Linked DNA regions of Homo sapiens: region 2 is linked to region 1. A link is a loop called in an ENCODE intact Hi-C map of the cell type or tissue named here. Cell type or tissue: IMR-90. All regions are shown on one strand.

Region 1 (4,000 bases):
CAGGTTCCGGATCTGCCTGAGTGGTCGCAGAGTGCAGGTGGGGAGAGCAGTTCTGGGAGGCCGCCCCCTTAAAGGCCAGCCGGTGACTATGATTGCAGCCAGGGCGTCAGGTGGAACCTACACCTGAGGCCGCCAGCTCTCTTCCGACCTTGGCGGTCAACGAGCAAGGTCATCTTTAACTCCATCACCTGGCCAGGGGGGTGTTTACCTGGCTCCCAGAGAGAGAAACCGAGGGCCAAGAGAGGCGGGCATGTCCCAAGGTGCCAGGAGGGCTCCCCTTGGGGTCCATCCGGCTGGGGAGGACCCATGCCAGATCCGGGACAGTAAACTTTTGGACCATTGTGCATATTTCAAAATGATATTAACATACTTCCTATACTGCTCCCCTACTGGAAGTCATAATTACAACTCACCCTTCTCTTTGTCCACCAGAATCGCTTTGAGCAGTCCCAGCAAGTCAACCTACTTTGGGCATGCGTTTTGCATTTTGCAGTGCCCCCATCCCTCCCCAGACCTATATGTCAAGGAATAGGGAGCTGAGACATGACACGTTAATGTTTTTAACAGGGGATGCTCTCTGCTCCCACAGAAAAGGAGGGAGACCCTGAGGAGAGGGCGGCCGAGAGGGAGAGGGAAGGAATCACGGCGCCACTCCTGCGGAAATTCATATTCCGTGTATGTTCCTCCGTCACCTGAAATAAATCCTGCCGGCCTACCCACACAGACCCAGCAGCACTTATTTATTTGCATGTCATGCTTATAATATGGTAGAAAGCAAGACGGATCTTCGAGGAGGGGAGGGGATGAGGCTCACCCTTCAGGCTCACTCTCTTAAATAAAAAAGAATTGACCGGCTGGGCGCATAAGAATTTATCTTGAGTTTGTGGTCATTATCTCTATTATATAGCCCCGGCAATAAATAAATCGGGTAGTTACTACCCAACAATAAAACTGTAGTGTATGGGACACCTTACTATTACTTTCTTAATAATCTGCCGTTTCTTTCACTTTAAATCTTCCCAGTCATGTCTTCACACTCGTCTACAAGGATCTATCTTCACCCCTTGAGGTACCAGACCGCTCGGATCATTTTTATATGTTGTGAACACAATAAGTTTTCCTGCCTAGACTTTCTGTTTTTCCTCCTATTTCTAGGCTGCCTAATCTGCTTCAAGACAAAGGGTCGGCCCAGATCAAATGTGTTTTTTCCTCCTCTCTATTTCAATCACGTTGGGCGTCCAAGTTAATGAAGATCGCCCTACATGCGGCAGCCAGCTACGGGGCCGCTAGGAAAAAGGGAGCAACGCAGGGTCCAGGAGACCCAGTCCCGGGAAGATGATCTGTGCTTCCGCGGTGGGCACGCCCTTGGGCGCGCGCGGGGTCCAAAGGCCGAGTTGGAGAAGCCCTGCCTAGGGTAGTTCTACCTCTCAAGACCCTCAACCCTATTCTTGATTGTGTGTGTGCCCATGGAGGGATTTCTGGGGGTCTTGACCCCTCCTACTTCTCGCAGCTCGCCCCCTGACCCGGGCACAGCGCGCTACCCGCGGACGCAAGCGCGAGCAGCGTGGACCCGCCAGAGAAGTCGGTCCTCGCTCAAGTGCGGGCTCCCCTGCGTCCGCGGTCATTAAAACCTCACGAGGGGGGCTCGGCCTAGGGAGCAGACGCATGGGTAGGAGTTGGGGAGGGAGGCGTCCTGAAAGGTTCCCAGACCCGCGGGCTGGGGAGAGAGCCTCTGCGCTCACACCTGGGGCTCGCCTCCTGCGCGCAACTGTTAGTTACGCGGCTCCCACCCCAGTTCCTACTGGCAGCCAGGCGGGAGGCGCAATCTGTTCGGAGCCAGAGCCTTGCAGAGCCCCAGGGCCCCCAGCCCGCGGGGAGAAGGAGCCTAGCCGACGTCCGGCCGGCGCCTTCCAAAAGCAGCTCCACATTTGCTTTCACGCCAGCGCGGAAAGTGACCCGTCCCCGCAAAGCGGACAGCAAATGACCGCCTCATCCGCGGAGCCACCCCGGCAGGGCGTCTGGGGAGGTGCGCGGGGAGACGAGAAAAGGGACAGTGGGGCGGCGGGGAAAGAAAACAAACAGACCTGCATCGCTCCCCCTTTTGTCTTTACACTGCTTATCTCAAGAAATCAACTCAACAACACTCAACAACAACAAGCTGCCACCAAGCTTGTTTTTGTTTGTGTGACTTAGATCACAGATAGAACTAGGGACCAAACCTCCAAGTGTGTGTGTGTGTGTGTGTGTGTGAGAGAGAGAGAGAGAGAGAGAGAGAGGAGAGCCGCAGCGAGGCTACTGATGGTGAAGGGACGGTGAACTTCTCACCTTTCTTCAACTCAGAACAACACGTCCTTTAAAAAAATTCCGCACCGCCGAGTGTGTGAGTGTATGTGTGTGTGTTTCGCTGTTAATTGCATTTTGCTGGGATGATCTTTTACGACTCGAAAACAAGCAGCTGGGAAAATATTCACGTTTGGGACAGAAAACATTTTTTATTTATATCTTTGACATTTAAAAGAGCAGAATTAATTTGTCCTGTCTACATTAGCATTGAGAGAAAGTTTCAGAAATCTACCCGGGGGGAAAGGGAGGGGGGGAAAAGAAAAAGAGAAAAAAGAAAGCGAAGAAAGGAAAAGAAAAGCTAGGCTTGGTTTTTCTTATTTCAGATCTGTAATCAATCATTGAAATAGGAGGCAGCAAAACTGTAAAGATTCGATAGATTAAAATGCAAATGAAAGGTAGAAAAAGAAACATTAACATGGCGATCAAAGATTTAATAACCATAAATCAAGTTTTTTTTCTGTTGCAGCTGCAGTTTGTGTGTTTATGTTTTAATCATGTTCGTTCCATAAATAAATAATTTTGAAACGAGACTAATTTTTCATTATTTTAACAGTGGGCTACAACACTAAATATTAAAAATAGAAAGAGTATATGATGCAGATCCCCAACCAAATAAGAGAAAGACTTGTGTTGATTGGTTAAAATCAAGGGGTTTCAATTTTATGTTTTGAAAATCAGAGTATTATGCTAAAAAATTCTATCTTAACTGACAAAGCCCAAAGTTTTATTTTCTCTTTAATATTTTATGTTAACGACAAGATACCATTTATATTAAATATATGCATGGCTACGTATCCATTCCAGTCTGAGCATTTTCAAAGAACGGAAGTGTCAGAATATTAAATAATACAAACATATATTATTTCAAAGTGCCTTGACAGAATTTCTGGAAAATAATACTCTTTAGGATAATCTGCCTTCCAGAGAAAAAAGTGATGGTTCAACACAGTTAAAACTTTTCTAGCTTTATTATTAAAGTTATTTTTCCAAGGGGGAATATTTTAGCCGTTTGTTTTATTATTCAATTTAAGGTTTTATGTCAATGTGTCAAATTATCAGAGCACACTCTAAGTACTCATTTTCTCAACTATAATGAAAACTTTTCATTTAGATCTTTTTATGTAAAACATTAATTTATATCGTTAATTTAGAAGTATCTAGAACTTAAAAAATAAAACACCTGAACTTAGTTTCTCTCTCTCTCTCTCTTTCTCTCTGTCAACATCTTATTAACATAGAGAGGACATACATTTTCAGAAAATTTGAAACTTTTTTTTTCTGCTAATACAGACTTGCAATGTTTAAAATAAGCTTTTTGCTTAATTCTGCTTTTGAAGGAATGATTCCCCCTAGTATACTAAAATGATGGGTTAGAATTGTTTCAATTTCTCCTCTTTCCACAAATGATCACCAAATATGGAATACATATTTCCTTTCTGAAACCTTTAAGTTAAATGTGAGCTAAGTTTATGTCCACTCGCCGCCCCCCGCCCCCCCCCCCGCAGCCGAACAATCACGTTTTCACTGTGACAGTCCAATAATGCATTTAGTTTAAAATTACAATTACACTTGGACCTTTTCTCCTTTGTATTTTTTCATTTACTTCAGTGCAACAAGATGACTTGATTTCCATAGGATTACACGAACTCTATTCAGT
Region 2 (4,000 bases), 210 kb before region 1:
TTTTTAAGCAAAGGGAACAAGTTCTGTCATTCACATCTCAAAGAACCAATTTGGATCTTTAAAAATATTTATGTGGAGGCTGTAAAATCTCAAATTGGTGTGCGAGGAGACAGTGGTGCAAATGCTAACAGACTTATTAAAAGATCCCTAACCCTTTTTAGTAGCTGGCTCCACAATAATTATCAGCTGGTCTGTTTTCTTTTCCTTCTCCAGTAATACTTATTATGACCTTGATTTTTTTTAAAAAAGTATTAAATTTGGTGAAGAAGCTCTAAGTGTTGCCAAGCTTGAATAAACCAGGAAAATACTGATATTTTAAGTTGCTCATAAAGGACTCTATATAAATAACACAGCAATGTCATATATTTTCCTACATCTTGAGTAATAGTGACTGCAAATCAAATTTTGTCTAAAAATGCTTAGGAAAATAAAACAATTTTTATATCTCTTTGATTCCTAGATCAAAATCTGAGTATAGGAATGTTTGTGTGTGTGTGTGTGTGTGTGTGTGTGTGCATAGAACAAAATAGTAGATGCCATACATCCACATATTACCGATCATTACCTCTGTAAATTCGAATTCTCTTTGATTTTATTCTCCTCTATTGAGGAGAATAAAAATCAAAACCTGTGATTTGATTTTTTCTGCAACAAATGATTATGATTGCATAATATGGAAAGTTATTAACTTTTCGAAGATTTTTATAACTAGTAAAATTTGAGAAATGAGCTAAAGGGGGTTTTTACACCTCTGTGAAATAAAAAATACTATCTTTCACTGAGAAACTGTATCTGCTTGGAGGACAGTGGAAACAGATGGGTTGATCTCCTAAGATCAATAAAGTAAACATAAAAACTCAGTAGTGGCCCTTGCCAGACAGCAATCTGCCTGAGAATAGTTGGAAAAGAGAGAACCAATATAAGTAATCAGAAAGGATTGATCTGAATAAATGAAAACCATATTGACAGAAAAGAGGCTGTTGTGAGGAATGATGGAGGGGATATTTTATTAGCTCACGAGACTTGTTTATTTGTTCATTTATTTGTTTGTTTAAAGAATTTGCCTGTAAAGATTTATAGTACAATACCAGCAGCAAACATTGGGAGGAGTGGAGAAACTAAAAAGAGATGGTTTCAAGTTTTCAAGCACTGTGAGTTTCCAGAAGGATCATTCTCTGCACTCACTGACAAAAAGCCTTAAAATTAACCATCACTCCTAGAGCGTGTAATCCTATGACTGTCCCTTGAATATAATAACCTCAGAGAGAGAGAGAGATGGAGAATTATAGAGATTGACTCAGTTTCTTGCATTTGTTAGTCAGTATCTACCATTGACACAGAAATTCTTCATCATTCTGGTGGGTTATAGATGGTCAATAGGCCACGCTTTGTTCCATGTACCTTTGCTAAGATACATTACTGGGAATAGGGAGCTTGGATCTTGGACTTTCAATCTTGCTAGAAGGTGTCACATAACTCTCCTGTCCACATCTCACGTGCTCATTTTTAGATATTGGTATAAAAGTCCTCAGTGGATTCCCATTACCACTAGAATAAATCCCAAGCTCCCCACCTAGCCTCTGTCTTCAAAGCCCTCACCACTCCCCAACACAAACCTCTCTGCCTGCAGACCAACTTCCCTCTGCATTCAGTGTCACCTTCTCAAGAACCATAAGTACCTGACATGCATTTCTAGCTTTTCGATTTTGCTCATCTTGCTGGAGGTACTTTTTCTAGATTCATCTGCTCCCTACCTTTAAAGATTCCATGGAAGTCCTACAAAATCCCATAGCACACTGAACATTTTCTTCCCAAAACCTTCATAGCCTAGTGCCTAAACTCCATCTATGAACTTTACTATGTCCAGGCTTTTAGTGCAGACTTCTTACCTCTCTTCCTAGATCTGGATCTGGTCTCTTGGGAGATGAGCATTGCCAGGACAGAGAGAGGGCAGAGAGTGTGGATGGTCTACAAGGACACATAATGTGAATTACTTGGGGGTTTTCCTGCTTCCCTCTCATCCTCATATCCTGCAACCATGTAAGGGAATCAGAACATTGTTCCAGAACTGTGACCTAAGTGTTGACATCTGGCTGACCTGTCTTTCCAGCCTGCAGCTCTGCAAGCCTGGAGCATTTCAAGAAAATTAAGCTCAAGCTCTCTGCAAATGTGCTCTCTGTTTCCTCTTTCCTTTTCTCACCTCCTGTTCCCACCCGCATGTCCCTTTACCCTATTCCAATTGAGATTGGAACCAGTTTACACAGAGGATTTTTCTTATGTCTTAAAGCAATTCAAAAGCAAATAAAATAAACACTGTCATTCTCCCTCATAATAAATACATTCTTCTTATTTCTTTTAGTAAGAAAAAACAAGTTTCACACTTTAGATTTGTTTAGCTGGATAGAATCCAAAGACAGAGCTCTAAGTCAGAGGACAGAGTTTAAATGATGACTTGTCTGTTTATAGATGAGTAATTGGACTTGCTGCACTGGAGCTGTGGGATGGTGACTTGCAGGTCTGATATTTATTTACATAATTCACTGAATGTAACAGATTTTGAAATATAGCTTATAAATATTTAGAAAATATTGTTTCTAAGTACCTGCAGCATCTTTACAGTGTATCAGGCTATTTATTTTGAAACGCTATCTCTTTTTATTGAGAGGTAAGGTAGATAGCTGAGCAGAGATGCATGCAGAGTAGAATATAATTAATATTGTGGGGGAGAAGGAAAACGAAATGGCTATTAGATGGCGAACAATCAGTCCTCCCTCACAGAAAAGGCCTTTTTATGCAGATGAGGATGTTGCTCCTAGATATGCATTTGAGCTTTCTACATTTAGTTGCCTTGATTTTATCATGTTTTAGTAGAAAAGGAATCTGTACAGGATCAGGAGGTCCTTCAGGGCAAAACAATAAAGGCTTGGTGATAGATTTCAAAAGTGGCCACAAACTCTCCCATTGCCCAGATTCATTTTCTTAAAATCAGACTTTGCTGCTCCATCCTTTTAAAGGTGAAATCTATTTCTCTATCACTTGAATCTAGGCTGCCATTATGGCATGCTCCAGCCAATAGATTGCATCAGAAGTTCATTGTACCTGTTTCGAACATATGCCTCAAAAAGCTTTCCACTTTCTGCTCTAACTCTGAAATACTGAGCATGTGCAATGTGGAGCTTGGTCTGGCTTGCTACATGATGAGAGACACATGGCTTAGTCAGCCCCATCACCACAGGTGACAGTCAGCCAACTCTGGAAGCAGAGCCACCTAGCTGACTCAAACCTGACGACAGACGCATGAGTGAGCCTAGCCAAGGTGAAAAGAACCACCCAGCTTAAATCCCAGCCAAAACTGCAGACCTACAGAGTCATAAGCTGAGTAAATATTGTTGCTTTGAGCCACTAAGTTTCGGGCAGTCATTTCAGCGGCAAAAGCTTAACTGGCACAGGTTTACAATGGCTCTGGGCATGCAACCACCCAGAATAGCACTTATGGGTCATAACCAATGTCCATTGCCTCCATTGTGGCCATTAAGTAATCTTGCATCTATGTGAAACAAGCAAGTCATTTATTTAACCAAAGTCTATTGGGCATCTAGTCTAATTCAGGTACTGTTTGTTCAAGGTTGCTGGGGACACAGATCAAGTTTCTGCCCTCCTTGAGCTTATATTCTAGTGATGAATAAAGACAATAACAAACGAGCAAGTGAATATATAATATAATGCAAGCTAGCAAAAGTGCTATAAAAATAAAAATAAAGCTAGTAAGGTGAGTAGAGAGTAATGGGGGAGGCTATATTTGATAGGGTAGTTGTAGAAGCCTTGCCAAAAAAAAAGATATGAGCAGAAAATAAAGTGCAGAAATGAGCCATATAGAAATCTAGACAAAGAATACTTACTGTTTCCTGGGGCATTTTAAATTAAAATTATACTCAAATGACTCCCTCAGTCCAGGATTCCCTTTGTACCTCTTTAAAAAGGTATCATAATCTGGTCTAGT

The links. Peaks named below come from ENCODE experiments on the same cell type or tissue, not always from the same donor. Only the 100,000 strongest peaks of a DNase experiment are listed, where the experiment ranks them.
Region 2: a loop joins it to region 1, with 3 times the contacts of the local background. A loop is called at or near these places in 1 of 110 quality-filtered maps.

The regions. Positions count from the first base shown.
Region 1 is chr2:66,579,501-66,583,500 of GRCh38, reverse strand. All of the region lies in intron 1 of LINC01798 (long intergenic non-protein coding RNA 1798), which reads right to left. Among named protein-coding and RNA genes, the nearest start is that of LINC01798, 7.5 kb to the right of the region's middle. RefSeq lists an enhancer at 3,658-4,000. In IMR-90, no CTCF peak of the experiment used is centred here; DNase peaks (open chromatin) are centred at 1,750 and 2,310; H3K4me3 peaks cover 2,452 bases; H3K27ac peaks cover 3,150 bases.
Region 2 is chr2:66,789,194-66,793,193 of GRCh38, reverse strand. No RefSeq gene overlaps it. Among named protein-coding and RNA genes, the nearest start is that of LINC01797, 88 kb to the right of the region's middle. In IMR-90, no CTCF peak of the experiment used is centred here; a DNase peak (open chromatin) is centred at 2,453.